2 separate regions of the Homo sapiens genome follow, and region 2 is linked to region 1. A link is a loop called in an ENCODE intact Hi-C map of the cell type or tissue named here. Cell type or tissue: endothelial cell of umbilical vein. All regions are shown on one strand. Links, peaks and the distances in the headings refer to the core of each region. The heading gives the core; the rest is flanking DNA.

The links. Hi-C counts contacts between places; a loop is a spot of excess contacts. Peaks named below come from ENCODE experiments on the same cell type or tissue, not always from the same donor. Only the 100,000 strongest peaks of a DNase experiment are listed, where the experiment ranks them.
Region 2: a loop joins it to region 1, with 3 times the contacts of the local background. A loop is called at or near these places in 7 of 110 quality-filtered maps.

What each region holds. Positions count from the first base shown.
Region 1 is chr3:36,904,261-36,912,279 of GRCh38, reverse strand. It overlaps TRANK1 (tetratricopeptide repeat and ankyrin repeat containing 1), which reads left to right. Exons shown (of 24, transcript NM_001329998.2): 2 at 3,826-3,957. Among named protein-coding and RNA genes, the nearest start is that of TRANK1, 37 kb to the left of the region's middle. RefSeq lists a silencer at 1,499-1,667 and enhancers at 3,837-3,986, 3,997-4,316, 4,337-4,386. In endothelial cell of umbilical vein, for the core only: no CTCF peak of the experiment used is centred there; DNase peaks (open chromatin) are centred at 3,949 and 5,399; H3K4me3 peaks cover 891 bases; H3K27ac peaks cover 1,432 bases.
Region 2 is chr3:37,179,581-37,187,599 of GRCh38, reverse strand. All of the region lies in intron 1 of LOC105377642 (a long non-coding RNA gene), which reads right to left. Among named protein-coding and RNA genes, the nearest start is that of LRRFIP2, 9.0 kb to the right of the region's middle. In endothelial cell of umbilical vein, for the core only: no CTCF peak of the experiment used is centred there; a DNase peak (open chromatin) is centred at 4,029; H3K27ac peaks cover 1,192 bases.

The sequences.
Region 1 (8,019 bases), core at 1,798-5,797:
GGTAAGTGGCTTAACCTGTCTTTGCTTCACTTTCCTTATGTGCAAAATAGAGATAGAGTCACGCTGACCTTATAGCACTTTTTTTTTTTTTTGACAGAGTCTCACTCTGTTGCCCAGGCTGGAATGCAGTGGCTTGATCTCAGCTCACTACAACCTGCATCTCCTGGGCTTAAGTGATTCTCGTGCCTCAGCTTCCTGAGTAGCTGGGGCTATAGGCATGCACTACCATGCCTGGCTAATTTTTGTATATTTTTAGTAGAGATGGGGGTTTCACCATGTTGGCCAGGCTGGTCTCGAACTCCTGACCTCAGCTAATCTGCCTGCTTCGGCCTCCCAAAATGTTGGGTTTACAGGCGTGAGCCACTGTGCCTGGCCGAGGCTTCTTATAAGAATGAAAAGACACAATGATGTAAAGCACATAGTAGGTACTTAGCAGATATTAGCTATGAAGAATATTGTCATTATGGTAAATTATTACCACTTTTATTTAATAATTTCATCTTATAAATAAATCATCAGTTGGTCAGTTTTTTCTTTTTTTTAAAGACCCAACAACGGAGCCATCTGTATTCTATTGTAGAGATATAAAGCATTCTTCCGTGTAATGAGAATGTAACTCTCAATGAATCCTATTAGGAAGAAAAAAGCCTTCTGTATGGTTGGCATTCCTTCTTTCACCTTTGATGTGATTGTATCAATAAAAAGCAGAAACATAGGTGGGTGAATACATTTGTTGTTGCTCACATAACATTAAGAGCTGACTTGGTTTCTAGAGAACTATGAAAAATAATATTGAAATGAAGAGTTTTTTTTTTGTATTTGTAAATACAATGGAAATACCTTGTGTTTGAATTCTTCAGTTAAACCCTTAAAGAGTCTGTTTGATAACATTTATGGTCTGATTAGTAAGAGGGTACATCGTAGAGTGATTGGAAATTCAGAAAATCAAGGAAGAAAATTAAAATTCTGTCAAATCCCAAAGGCGTGGCTTTTAACATTTTGGCATATTTTCAATACATTTTATGTATTTAAAACAATTTGGGATTATATGCCTTTTCAACCTTATAGGCCTATATTTTTCATTTACTAACTTGCTCTGTCATTAAATGTTCTTTTACAATATGCCTTTTCAACCGTATAGGCCTGTATTTTTCATTTACTAACTTGCTCTGTCATTAAATGTTCTTTTACAACACGATTTTTTTTTTTCCAGATGGAGTTAGCGCTTGTCACCCAGGCTGGAGTGCAGTGGCGTGATCTTGGCTCACTGCAACCTCTGCCTTCCGGGTTCAAGCAATTCTCCTGCCTCAGTCTCCCAAGAAGCTGCGATTACAGGTGCTCACCACTATGCCTGGCTAATTTCTGCAGTTTTAGTAAAGACGGGGTTTCACCATGTTGGCCGGGCTGGTCTCGAACTCCTGGCCTCAGGTGATCCGCCCGCCTCAGCTGATCAGCCTCCTAAAGTGCTGGGATTACAGGCATGAGCCAGCGCACTGGGTCTTTTGCAACATGATTTTATTTTATTTTATTTTATTTTTTGGAGATAGAGTCTCACTCTGTCACCCAGGCTGGAGTGTAGTGGTGTGATCTTGGCTCACTGCAACCTCTCCCTCCTGGGTTCAAGCGATTCTCCTGCCTCAGCCTCCCGAGTAGCTGGGATTACAGGTGCGTGCCACCGCACCTGTCTGATTTTTGTATTTTTAGAAGACATGGCGTTTCATCATGTTGGCCAGGCTGGACTCGAACTCCTGACCTCAGGTGGTCTGCCCGCCTCAGCCTCCCAAAGTGCTGGGATTACAGGTGTGAGCCACTGTGCCCAGCCACAACATGATTTTAAAAATAACTGTGTGTTGTTCTAACATACGGATCTTCTATAACTGATTTAAACCCATTATATATTATGGAACATTTAGAGTTATTTCCAAGTTTTCGAGGTGGTGAACATCCATGAGGCTAAACCTATTTATGATGTATTCTATTTCCTCTGTAAGCAGTGTCCCCAACATTTCGTGTCATTCTTTTAATTATTTTCCAATGATATTTTGTTGTTCAATTTTTGATTTACTTATGCACTAGTGAGGGTGATCCTATTTACCCACTTTTCATATATTTAGTAGCAATTACTTGGTGTTTCTTTGTGAATTGTTTCTTAGGACCCTTATACATTTTGGTGAGAATGTTGGTCTTTTCTTGCAGTGGAAAGCTATTTATAACGGAGGGATATGAACTCTTTGTCAGTTATTGCAACAATTTTCTTGTTTCAGTTGTTTGACCATGGCCAGCTTAAAGAATATTTATTGGACAAATGGCCGACAATATTTGAAAGAAAAGCATACTTTATTCCCTAGTACATAGCTCTTTACATTTTTTCATGTTCTTCTTAGTCATCTCTGTGTAAATAGTAGTCATATAATTTAGAGATTACTACATGAAAAGCATAGGTAGAGTTCAGTATTCTGACTTAAGAGTCATGTGTCTCATTCTGTTAAAGCTCTGCTTAAGAAGTGGAGTACAGTTCAAAAACCCCATTCCCAAGAAGTCAAATTGTTTAAAATAAATCACCACTTATGTGTGCTTGGGTCTGTTTCCCCCTCTGACCCCTTACTTGGATTTAAAATGATAAAATTAATAATTACTGTCTCTCCAAGAATTGTGTTGGTCATCAAGACACCTAAGAAATTTTATGACCCCATAGGTACATGTCATCTGTGAACACCTGAAACTGTCCACATATTTAAGACCTACCCTACCCTACCAATTTGCCTTTCCCTCTGCCATCTTGAGAGGAAGCAATACTAAAGGACCTCTTCTCTGACCCCCACCTTTTCCCTGTCTCCTTGGCAGCTGCTTCTTAAGATCTTCCTGGGTGCTCTCCTCTCCTGCCTTTGTTCAGCACACTTACCAAGGCCCCCCATGTGGTCAGGGCTGCCAGGCAGTTCTCTCCAACCACCCAGGCCACACTGGAGAAAATCAGTAATGTGCGTCTTCTCTGGGTCTGGCATTCAATTGTTACACCACAGATATTTAAGTACCCCTTATGTTCAAGGCCATACGGCTACAAAACTTAACAAAATAGGGGTTTGACCTGAAAGAGGCAAATACCCTTGGGGGACACAGACAAGTAGGCAGGCAATGGCTGTCTCAGGGACAAATATTTCAAGGCTTATTTTATAGTGTTTTAAGAAAGGAGGGGGACAGGAGAGACAGTGGTTGTGTCTCTGTGTCCTAGCCACTTGCATACTGAGGCCTTCACCTGCCCTCCCTGTTCCATCTGCTAAGAGAGTGGAAGTACTATCAGCTGAGTTTTTACCAATACGTGATGTGGTACAGTGGTCAAGAGCAGAAACTAGAAATTGGTCAGATCTGGGGTCAGAAATGGGAAATGCCATCAGCAGATTTTTAGGCAAGTGACTTGAACCTCTGAGCCTCAGTTTCCTCATCTGAACAGTGGGGACAATGCCTTCCTGTGGGCTGTGATGATGGGTAAATGAGATTAATAATAATGCCAGTTACAGGGATAGCACTCACTACCTGCCAGGTTTATGTTGTCTCATGCATGGAAGCAGCCTCCTCCAGATCATTAATGCTGAATAAATGGAATTGGTCTGGCCACCCTTGAGAACAGAAAAGAACTGACAAAGAAATAGTCTTGTCAGACACTCTGCCTGGTTTCCTGGTGGTGAGAGGTGTTGCCAAGATGTGCCCTTTGAAGGTGGGTGGGGCCATAGTGAGCGAACTCCTTCTCCAGATTTCAGCAATGCAGACCGGAAGGTGAACATGCCCTGCACGGGTCTGGCAGCAAGCGTCTCCCCCGTCTCCTCACAGGATGGACCTGACAGCTTACGCTGAGCTGCTGAAAGAATCCGGCAACCAGGTTCTTAAGAATGGGAACTTCTCTTTGGCCATCAGAAAGTACGATGAAGCCATCCAGATTCTCCTGCAGTTATACCAGTGGGGGTAAGTGTTTGCATTTTCACCTCATCTTTTCTTTTTCAGTACATGGGACTCTGTTCCTTATGATTTCTTTTCATTTCTTATCATTCCACCCTGTTTCTGTTTTCTTTATTGCTCACTTCCTATTTATCTTCTCTGCATTGTCAGCTTAGAAGTGAACAGGGATTGTGTAAGAAGGGAAATAGAAAGTGAAACATAGAGGACTGTTGATAAACATAACAAAACTTCCCGTTCTGGCTGGCTAGGGGTCAGATTTAATGGGATGGCTGAAGTCTTCGAACAAACCTCTTCGTTGTCATTCATTTCATCTTCTTTATTATCTATGCCATTTACTCCGTGGCCACAGCGCACACCCCGCCGGGCACTAAGGTTCACTTTCTCTTTCCTTGCCCCTTCAGCTTCTTACAGACCTGTTCTCAAACATTGTAGTATCACAACATGCTTAAACATTGCTGAGGACCCTAAAGAGCTTCTTCTGTTTATGTAGGCTGTAGCTGTCAATACAGTATGGTAGAACTTAAAACTGATAAAAAAATAAAATATGTATTTATTTAAAAATATTGGCCGGGTGCGGTGGCTCATGCCTGTAATCCCAGCACTTTGGGAGGCCGAGGTGGGCAGATCACGAGGTCAGGAGATCGAGACCATCCTGGCTAACAGGGTGAAACCCCATCTCTATTAAAAATACAACAGATTAGCCGGGTGTGGTGGTGGGCACCTGTAGTCCCAGCTACTCCGGAGGGTGAGGCAGGAGAATAGCGTGAACCCGGGAGGTGGAGCTTGCAGTGAGCCGAGATTACGCCACTGCACTCCATCCTGGGCGACAGAGCCAGACTCCGTCTCAAAAAAAAAAAAAAAAAAAAAAATCAATAAATTTGCTGGGTAGAGTGGCTCAAACCTGTAATCCCAGCACTTTGGGAGGCCGAGGCGGTCAGATCACCTGACTTCAGGAGTTCAAGACCAGCCTGGCCAACATGGTGAAACCCCATCTCTACTAAAAATACAAAATTAGCTGGGCGTAGTGGCGCACGCCTGTAATCCCAGCTACTTGGGAGGCTGAGGCAGGAGAATCGCTTGATCGTGGGAGGCAGATGTTACAGCGAGCCGAGATCGTGCCATTGAACTCTGGCCTCGGTGACAAGAGTGAAACTCTGTCTCAAAAATAAATAAATAAATATATCAGTAAATCTATTACATGTTGTATTTTTAAAGTATATTTTCCAAAACAAAAACTTGTACATTTTTGTAAATCTCCTTCTTAATGTCTTGTCTCCACAGAAGACAGCTGGCTTCTTACATCTGTATTCAGTCTGTTGCAATATCACATGTCATATGGCTTCTGGAAAACTCCCTGTGTGAGTGTGAGGGAATGAGTATGAACAAGGCACATTATGTCTTAATTATTGTATTAGTTTCCTGTTGCTGCTGTAGCAAGTTACCACCAATTTAGGGCTTAAAGCAATACAAATTTTTTCTCTTGCAATTCTGAAGATCAGAAGTTCTAAATGAGTCTAATGGGGCTAAAATCAAGGTGTTAGCAGGGCTGGTTCTTTGTGGAGGCTCTGAGGGGGAGAAGGCACTTCCTTGCCTTTCTCAGCTTTGAGTGGCGGTGTGTATTCTTTGGCTTGTGGCTCCTTCCTTTATCTTCAAAGCTTATCATTCCAATCTCTGCTTCTGTCATCACCTTGCCTTCTCCTCAGCTGTGCTTCTGTCTCCCTCTGTCTCTCTCGATCATAGGGACCCTTGTGATTTTATCATAATTCAGGATAATCTCCTATTCCTAAAATCCTTAAATTGATCACATCTGCTACATCATTTGTTAATCACAAAAGTTTGTCTTTTTCCATAAAAAGAACAGTATTTGGGGGCCATTATTCAGCTTACCACAACTGTGAAAGTATTTTCACCTTGTGGATCACCTGCAGTGGCCTTGAGGGTCCCCAGAAGTTCCCAGATCATCCTTTTGGAACAGCTGCAGTAGAGCGAGCAGATGTTGGCATCTGTAGGGTGCACACAACCTAAACTTGTGCTAGGAAATGGCACCAAATTAAATTACTGAAACACGGCTCCACCTCCCCCTCCCATCTCCTTGATGTCTACACTCTAGTTGAGGTTGAGTTGAGTGTAATTAGCTTGTGTCTGTAGTTTCTGCAGTTCTGCCTTGTCCTGGTACATATCAGAATTGTGTCAGAGCTGGGTCTAGAGATCCTCGATCAAGGCAAACATTCAGCTTTCTTAGAAAGAGGTAGTATTGTGTAGTGTTTATGGTTGTAGACTGACCCCACACTATGTGTGTTCAAAGCTCAGCTCCACCACTTACTGTGTGACCCCTACTGGGACTTCTGCCTGGACCCTCATGTTGCCTTTTGTGGGACCTTCCTGACACTGTTCCCCTTGCCCATCACCTGCTGCTGGCCTTCCTGCCACAGCTAGCTAACACTGAGACTCAGGTGCATGTGATTTACAGCGTACTTGCAGGAGAAAGGGGACTGAGGGAGGCAGGATGGCACAAGGAAGGCTCTAAGCAGGGATGGTGTCTAAACCAAGCAAGATTTGCCTGATCCCATAGGCAGCTCTGGAGCATGAATCATACTGCAGAGCTGGTTCCATCTTGAGGCAAGGAGGTTAACCTTTTGATTCTCATATCAGTCAGTCACTGGTTTTAGGCTGTCTGGCTCCCGGCAGTCATCCTAGGGAGTGGGCTATATTAGTCTGCTTGCGCTACCATAACAAAATAGCACAGACTGGGTGGCTTAAACAACAGAAATTTATTTTTCAAAGTTCTACAGGCTGGGAAGTCCAAGATCAAGCTGCCCCCTGTGAGGGCTGTCTTCCTGGCTTGTAGATGGTTGCCTTCTCACTGTGTTACGTGCAAAGAGGAGAGAGCAAGCTCTCCAGCGTCTCTTCTTATTCCATTGTGAGGACTCCACCCTCATGACCTCAGCTAAACATAATTACCTCCCAATGGTTCCATGTTCAAATATTGTCACATTGAGGGGTAGGGCTTCAACCCAGGGATTTTTTTTTTTTTTTTTGAGACAGAGTCTTGCTCTGTCTCCCAGGCTAGAGTGCAACGGCACGATCTCGGCTCACTGCAAGCTCCGCCGCCTCCCGGGTTCACGCCATTCTCCTGCCTCAGCCTCCCGAGTAGCTGGGACTACAGGCACCTGCCACCACGCCCGGCTAATTTTTTGTATTTTTAGTAGAGATGGGGTTTCACCGTGTTAGCCGGGATGGTCTCGATCTCCTGACCTCGTGATCCGCCCGCTCGGCCTCCTAAAGTGCTGGGATTACAGGCATGAGCCACTGTGCCCGGCCTACCCAGGGATTTTTTTTTTTTTGGCAGTTGGGGATGGGGGAAGTTCAGTCCCTAGTATGGGTGTAACTTCCTGGGGAGAGGGTAGCTCTCATTAGGCTGAGGATAAATCTCTGGAGAACAGGGTGCTGAGAACCTCTAGCTGCAGCCAACAGACATTGCAGCTGGGAATGGCTGCACTGGCCAGAGTGTCTGGGATGGACACCATGGCATCTCTTACACTTGCGGTCACTGCTCCCTTGCTGATCCCTCACTGCCTGACCCCACTGCCTCCTGTGTGCTTCTGGGGCCTCATCCCTTCACCTAGAGGGAATGTTGGGCCATGAAAGAAGCCAGACACAAAACATCGAGGGTGGGGACAGTAATGGAGGTGATTTTTCCTTTGTTTATTAATATTTTTGTGCTTGTCTGCATTATCTACAGTGATTTTTGTATTATTCTACAGTGATTTGTATTATTTTTACGATTAAGATTTTTTTTTTTCTTTTTTTGAGACGGAGTCTTGCTGTGTTGCCAGGCTGGAGTGCAGTGGTGCGATCTTGGCTCACTGAAATCTCCTCCTCCTGGGTTCAAACGATTCTCCTGCCTCAGCCTGCCATGTAGCTGGGACTACAGGTGCACCCCACCACACCCAGATAATTTTTTTGTATTTTAGTAGAGATGGGGTTTCACCATGTTGGCCAGGATGGTCTCGAACTCCTCGCCTCGGCCTCGGCCTCCCGAAGTGCTGCGATTACAGGCATGAGCCA
Region 2 (8,019 bases), core at 1,672-5,671, 280 kb before region 1:
CACTTTGGGAGGCCGAGGTGGGTGGATCACGAGGTCAGGAGATAGACACCATCCTGGCTAACACGGTGAAACCCAGCCTCTACTGAAAATAAAAAAAAATTAGCCGGGCGTGGTGGTGGGCGCCCCTAGTCCCAGCTACTCAGGAGGCTGAGGCAGGAGAATGGCGGGAACCCAGGAGGTGGAGCTTGCAGTGAGCCAAGATCGCGCCACTGTGTTCCAGCCTGGTCAACAGAGCAAGACTCCGTCTTAAAAAAAAAAAAAAAAAATTAGCTGGGTGTGATGGTGCACACCTGCAATCCCAGCTACTTGGGAGGCTGAGGCAGGAGAAAGGAGAATCTATTGAACCCAGGAGGCTGAAGTTGCAGTAAGATCGCGCCTTTGCACTCCATCCTGGGTGACAGAGCAAGGCTCTGCCTCAAAAAAAAAAAAAAAAAAAAAAAAAATTGAACAATAAACTTCCTTTGCTTTAAAGAGAAATATTTTCCTGAAGAACCAAAATGTAAGACCAAAATCTCTAAACATACTTAACAATATTTCCAGGATTTTCTACCTGTTCTCTGATTTTCTCCTTTTCCTTTACTCAGTTTACTGGCTTTTATTTAATGAATTTTTGGTGTCTGATTGAGGCTAAAGATTGACTGCTCTGGCACCCCTACTAGTGATTTCCATTTTTATGTCATTCAGATTACATTTATAAGACCTACTTTTCCTATAACTAGTATTTGCATCTGCATTTTCATAAAATAAGAGCAAATAAATATTCCAATAATTGAACACTACTCAAATAACTGAACACTCCCATACCATGTGGACAACCACAGGGATGCTGCTTAAACTGAAGCAATGACTGACAGTCACTACCACTGCGTGTGAGTTTCACTTGCTTGGTAGCTTAGCTATCAAAGCCAGCATTTGATGTGTAAAAGAAGGTTTAGGTATTTTGATGGAGGATGCATGAAACCCTGTTATTGACTGTGACATACTGGATTGTTTCTGTTAGCTTACTTGTTATATCTCCTCTAGACAGTTAGTTCTGGGGGAACAGTAACCACATCTGTATCTGTATACTTATTTTACTCCTAGCATCTGTACAATCTGTACATGCTGTTGTTTTTTTTTTAAGATGGAGTTTTGCTCTTGTTGCCCAGGCTGGAGTGCAATGGCGCAATCTCGGCTCAATGCAACCTCTGCCTCCTGGGTTCAAGCGATTCTCCTGCCTCAGCCTCCCGAGTAGCTGGAATTATGGGCATGCACCACACCTGGCTAATTTTGTATTTGTAGTAGAGACGGGGTTTCTACTACAGCCTGTTGATCAGGCTGGTCTCAAACTCCTGGCCTCAGGTGATCTGCCCGCCTCAGCTTCCCAAAGTGCTGGGATTACAGGGGTGAGCCACCACACCCAGCCCTGTACATGCTTTTTTTTTTTTAAATGGAAGAATAAATGATGTATGCAAAGGCTGGGCGCCGTGGCTCACGCCTGTAATCCCAGCACTTTGGAAGGTCGAGGGGGGAGGATCATGAGGTCAGGAGATAGAGACCATCCTGCGTAACATGGTGAAACCCCGTCTCTACTAAAAATACAAAATAAAATTAGCCAGGTGTGGTGACAAGCACCTGTAGTCCCAGCTACTCGGGAAGCTGAGGCAGGAGAATGGCGTGAACCCGGGAGGCAGAGGTTGCAGCGAGCCGAGATCGCGCCACTGCACTCCAGCCTGGGCGACAGAGCGACTCCGTCTCAAAAAAAATAAAATAAAATAAAATAAAATGTATGCAAGACAAGAGAGAAATCTACCATGGTTTTGAGCAGTAAGAAGCATAATTAGACTTTTTTTTTTGAGACAGGGTCTTGCTTAGTCACTCAGGCTGGAGTGACACGATCATAGCTTACTGTAATCTCAAATTCCTTAGCTCTAGTGATCCTCCTGCCTCAGCCTCCCAGGTAGCTAGAACTACAGGCACGTGCCACCATACGCGCATAATTTTTAAACATTTTTTTGTAAAAACGAGGTCTCCTTATGTTGCCCAGGCTGATCTCAAATTCCTGGGTTCAAGTGATCCTCCCACTTTGGCCTCCCAAATCATTGGAATTACAGGATTACAGCCCAGCCTAGATTTAATTTTTAGTTTTTTATTTTGATTCTGTCATATTGGTATTTGTCTTAGTCCATTTGGACTGCTATAACAAAATATAGCTTTTGTGGCTTATAAACAACTGAAATTTATTTCTCAAAATTCTGAAGGCTGAGAAGGCCAAGATCAAGGTGCCAGCAGATTCAGTGTCTGGTGAGGATCTGCTTCCTCATAGACAGCTGTTTTCTCATTCTACTATCACATTATGGACCAGGGAGGGGTGTCTCTTAGGCCTGTTTTATAAGGGCACTAATCCTGTTCATGAGTGCTCTGCTGTCATGGCCTAATCACCTCAGGAAGGCCCCACCTTCTAATACCATCACCTTGGGGGTTAGGAGTTCAACATATGAGTTTTGGCAGGACACAACATTCAGACCATAGCAGTAACAGACAATTTTTTTTTTTTTTGGAGACAGACTTTCGTTCTTGTCGCCCAGGCTGGAGTACAATGGCTCGATCTCGGCTCACTGCAACCTCTGCCTCCTTGGTTCAAATGATTCTCCTGTCTCAGCCTCCCAAGTAGCTGGGATTACCGGCGTGCACCACTACGCCTGGCTAATTTTGTATTTTTAGTAGAAACGGCGTTTCACCATGTTGGCCAGGCTAGTCTCAAACTCCTTAACTTGGGTGATCTGCCCGGCTCAGTCTCCGAAAGTGCTGGGATTACAGGCGTGAGCCACCGTGCCCGGCCGCAGATGTGGTATATTTCACGTTTGAGTATTTTTGAAAATAAAAATAAAATAAAATAACTGATAGTTCCATTCCTTAAACTTAACATTTGGGTGTGTTTTCTAGTATTTTTTCTGTATTTGTATTATTATTTGTGAGACGGGGTCTTGCTCTGTCACCCAGGCTGGAGTGCAGTGATGTGATCAAAGCTCACTGTAACCTTGAAATCCTGGGCTCAAGCAAATCCTGCCGTCTCAGCCTCCTGAGTAGCTAGGACTACAGGCGTAGGTCATCACACATGCCTGGCTAATTAAAACAAAAATGTTAAATGTTCATCTAGAACATATTGTTTAGTAACCTACTGTTTTACGTTAAAACATTATCCACTTTCTCCTACAATAGAAATTGTAATGGCTATAATACATGATTATTTCATTATCACATCTATTTTTAAGGAAACCAGGCCTAAATCTAGTTTCCATAATATTCTGATGAGCAGGACCACAGAGCAGTGATTTTGATCAGGATTGTGCCTGTTAAAAGCTGGCTACTCCATGGCATGCACAGCTCCAGGATGGGAGATTAACTTCAACAACCATTCATTTAGTTTGGTTTGATTTTCTGCCAGTCTCATGACCGACTTGAAGCACGTCCTAGAACAGAGAATGTTATGTTTGGTGTCCAAGGAAGCAGCAAACTAGAGGCGCCATCCCAAATTCTAGAATAATAGAGTCAACAATCGTTTCACACCAAAGTCATCCATTTTCTGAAGCAAATTTTGAACTAAAATGTTAAAAATGTTTTGTAAGGTAGATTAAACGTCATGTGGGGAAAATAACTTGTTAGTGCAAAAAGGAAAAGAAACTGAAAACAGACATATCTGTAGATAAATTTTCCTTTCAAGATTCTACAGTATAAATATCCATCTAAAAGATGAATTGGCTTCTTAAGCCAATTCATTGTCACTTGCTTCTGAAGTGTTTCCCAGGCACCTTAGTTATCAGCCACCCTGCCCCTAGGGTATCGAGGACAAATACGTTTCAGGTAGCTTGACAACAGGAAAGAATTTTAAGGACAAGAAACTACCTGCAATACCAGTTGGGAGTGTCCTGAAAAGTGATGTACTGAAATACTGACCCTTCCAGCTGGTTAACTTTCATAATCATGCATTTACTTTTCAATGGCAACTGAATATATGACTGCCTGATGATTCAGGGGAAAAAATGCAGTATTGTGTGTGGAATTGGAAGAGATTCAAAGTGAGTGCCATGGCAGTGACTAACTTCTTTCAAAAGCTTAAGGAAGAAACAATGCATAGGCCTTTGAGTTAGTTGGTGTAGTAAGCATTGTGTTTTCACCATCAGTATCCATTTCTATATTTTGGTGACAGTACTCCATTTTGTTCTTCCGGGAACCACTCCTCTCCTATAGTCCATGATCTTTGGGTGGACCAGAGGTAAAGCATATGACTCAAATTTGGCTAATCATAGCACAAGAGTTTTCCTTGCTACAGTAATTTGTTAAAGGATGGGAAGGTAACTCTCTATCCTTTAACAAATTACTGTAGCAAGGTAATTGGTTCAGTGAATCTAGGAGCTACTGGAAGGGATCTCTTGCTGGACTTGGACTGGAGTGAATATAGAACTAAAGTTTTTGAGAACTGTCTTGTTGCCACATGATGAAGTCTGAGTATAAGCCAATATGGAGAAAAGCTGATTGGGGTTTTTTTTGTTTTGTTTTGTTTTTAAAAGAAACAGGATCTTGCTGTGTTGCCCAGGCTGGAGTGCAGTGGCTATTCACAGGCACAATTGTGGTGCCATATAAGCCTTGGACTCCTGGGCTCAAGCTTCCTGAGGTAGCTGACATTACTACTACAGGCACAAACCTGGGCCTTTTTTTTTTTTTTTTTTTACCCCCCAGAAGGCTCTCTCTTTATTTGTCTGACCTGAAATGGGCATAAGTTGCAACAGATTGAAAATTCTAACTCTACCTTCATTTTCAGAAGTGTCTAAATTAAACATTTATAAGAAAATTGATGTTTTATAAAAACAAAAGACATGAAAAGCTCTGTATTCAAATATTTTTATTCTGTGAACATTGAAAATGCCTTCTAGGAATATGGCATTGCGGGGTGTATACAAAAAAATAGATCTTTTCTCAAAAAGCATGTAATCTGCTTGGGAAGACAAGAACATTATTAAAAAAAACCCTTTAGAACACAAGTGAGTTGTGGACAGTAATACATATAAATAATCTGAATGGCAGTATATAATAACTGATAACTATCTACAACCAAAACCAGCCTAGAACAAAAGCATGAGTAAGAGGCTTTAGGGTACACTTCTGAGCATTTTCTTTTAATTCTCAAGACATTTGTCCTTGTTTTCCTAATCTTTAGGTGGATTCATACATTTGTATTTCCTACCTGGTATTTCCTCTGAATTACTGACTTGTAATTCAAACACCACATCTGCTCCCAACCACTTCCTACCACTTCCACTGCTACCTGAATTATTGTTATAGCCTAACTGGTCTTCCTGCTCTCACCTTTGCTCCCCTAAAGTCTATTCACAATAACCAGTTTAAACTATTATTTTATTAGGAAAAATTTCAAACACACAGCAAAGTTGAAAGAATTTTACAGCAATCACTTCTGCATCCACCACTTATATTCTACCATTAACAGAATACTCCTTTAAATAATGGCAGATGTGTAGTTCCTCTGCTCAAAACCCTCCCACGGCTTAGCTTACTCAAAGAGGAAAAACCAGGCTGGGCGTGATAGCTCACGTCTGTAATCCCAGCATTTTGGAAGACTTTAGGAGGCTGAGGTGGGAGGATCACTTGCGGGCGGGAGTTTAAGACCAGCCTGGGCAACATAATGAAATACCATCTCTTAAAAAAAAAAACTTAGCTGGGCGTGGTGCTGGATGCCTGTAGTCCCAGTTACTAAGGAAGCTAAGGCAGGAAGATCACTTGAGCCCAGAAGTTCAGGACTGCAGTGAGCTATGAGCACGCCATTGCACTCCAGCCTGAGTGACAAAGTGAGACCCTGTCTTAAGGGGGAAAAAAAAAAGGAGAAAAGCCAATTTGTTACCATGGTCACCAGTATGATCTGGCCTCTGTTACCATTCTTCCCACTTGTCCTTTACTCTTCAGCCTTGTTACTGCTCCTTAAACATGGCAGGCACATTTTTGTTTTAGGGCCTTTGCACTTGCTGTTCCTTTGCTTCAAATGCTCTTCTCCCAGGTATTTACATGGCTTGCTTCTCTTTCTTTCGATCACCTCATTAGTTCTGACTCTTCCAAGTATTAAGTTGAACCATATGACCCTAATGTCACACAACTGGATTGAACCATTCAAACCTAAGGTGTAATGTCATTCTCAGGTCAAAAATTATTTTTAAAAATCAGTAATTTCATAGGATTCAAGCTTATAAAATAGCAACTCCACCCTACCCTTTCATTCTCACCCTGTTCCAATATTCTTACAGCACTATTATCTTATTTATGATTTGTATATTGTATGTAAGATCCTCACAGATAGGGAATTTGTCTGTTGTCCACTGCCGTGTGCTCTGTGTGCAGAGTAGGATTTGGTCTATAGCAGGCCTTCAGGATGCATTTATTTAAAGAATGAGTAGCTGAGACTACAGGTGCGCACCACCACACTTGGCTAATGTTTTCATTTTTTTATATTTTGTAGAGATGGGGTCCCACTATATTGCTTAGGCTGGTCTCAAACTCCTGGGCGCAAGCAATCCTCTCACCTTGGCCTCCCAAAGTGCTGGGCTTACAGTTGTGAGCTACCACACCTGGCCAAAAATGAATTCTTTTTAAAAAATTTTTCTTTTTTGAAGCAAAGTCTTACTCTGTGGCCCAGGCTGGAGTGCAGTGCCATGATCTCGACTCACTGCAGCCTACGCCTCCCCGGTTCAAGCGATTCTTGTGCCTCAGCCTCCCGAGTAGCTGGGACCACAGGTGCATGACACTATGCATGAATGAATTCTTAACATTGAAGTCAGAGTGGTCTTTTGAAAATACAAATCTGATCATGTTGCTCTCACTAAAAACTCGATTGGTTTGCAGATTTCGGAACAAAGATTAGAATCTTTACCACAGCCTCTAAGACCCTGAATGGTGGACCCTTAACTCTCCAGACTCATCTCACATTCTCTCATTTCAGTCCCTGGGACTCTGTTGCTTCTATCATGAGGTCTATTTGTGCTTTCTTGCTTTCCCCCACCTCTGCATGTAGTTTATACTCTGAGGCACTTTTAAATCTCGGCTTGAAACATCTATTCCCAGGAGAAGGCATTTCTGATACCTCAGGTTAGGTCAAGTCCCAATGCTTTTATGCCCTCATGGCAGCACATACCTACCCTTTGTAATACCTGTTAGATTTTAAAGGTACTTTTGTGAGATTGTCTAACTTACCAGTTTCATAAGAAAAAGAAACATTTTTGTTTTTGCTTCCCGTCGGATGTCTAGCATTTGCAAATTATCTAGCACATAGTGAGAGCTTAACATTAAAAAAATATATATCAACAGAAACTCTGGAATTCTAGCTCCTTAAGAGCAGAGATTGTTTTGTCCCTGTGTCAAGTACCTAATTGGGTGCTTGATTTATCTGCTGATACACAGCAGATAAATAATAGTTTGTTAAATAAGCTATAATATGAAGGATGTTTTTTACTCATTTATAGTAAGTACATAATGCAGAAAAACCGTCACTTGATAATCAGTGATTAGGTGCTCATAACATAATTGATACCTACACAAAGTCCCAAATTTTCCCCTTTCATCAACCTTTCCTCAAGACTAAGATTGAACAAAGTAATTTAGCCTTCATTTTTTCCCTGTTTATTCTCTGGTGGAGTAAAGGGTGAGTGCCCTGGGTAGGAGAATCCATGTAGAACCAGAATTAGCCATAAGTGAGATTTTGCACACTAACCAACAAACCACAGCATTCTTTTTTTTTTTTTTTTTTTTTTTTTTTGAGGTAGGATCTTGCTCTGTCACCCAGGCTGGCTTGCAGTGGTGTAGTCATGGCTCACTGCAGCTTTGACCTCCAGGACTCAAGTGCTCCACCCACCTCAGCCTCTGGAGTAGCTGGGACTACAGGTGTGGACCACCACAACCAGCTATATTTTTTTTTTTTTGTAGAGACAGGATTTCACCATGTTGCCCAGGTTGGTCTAGAACTCTTGCTCAAGGTAT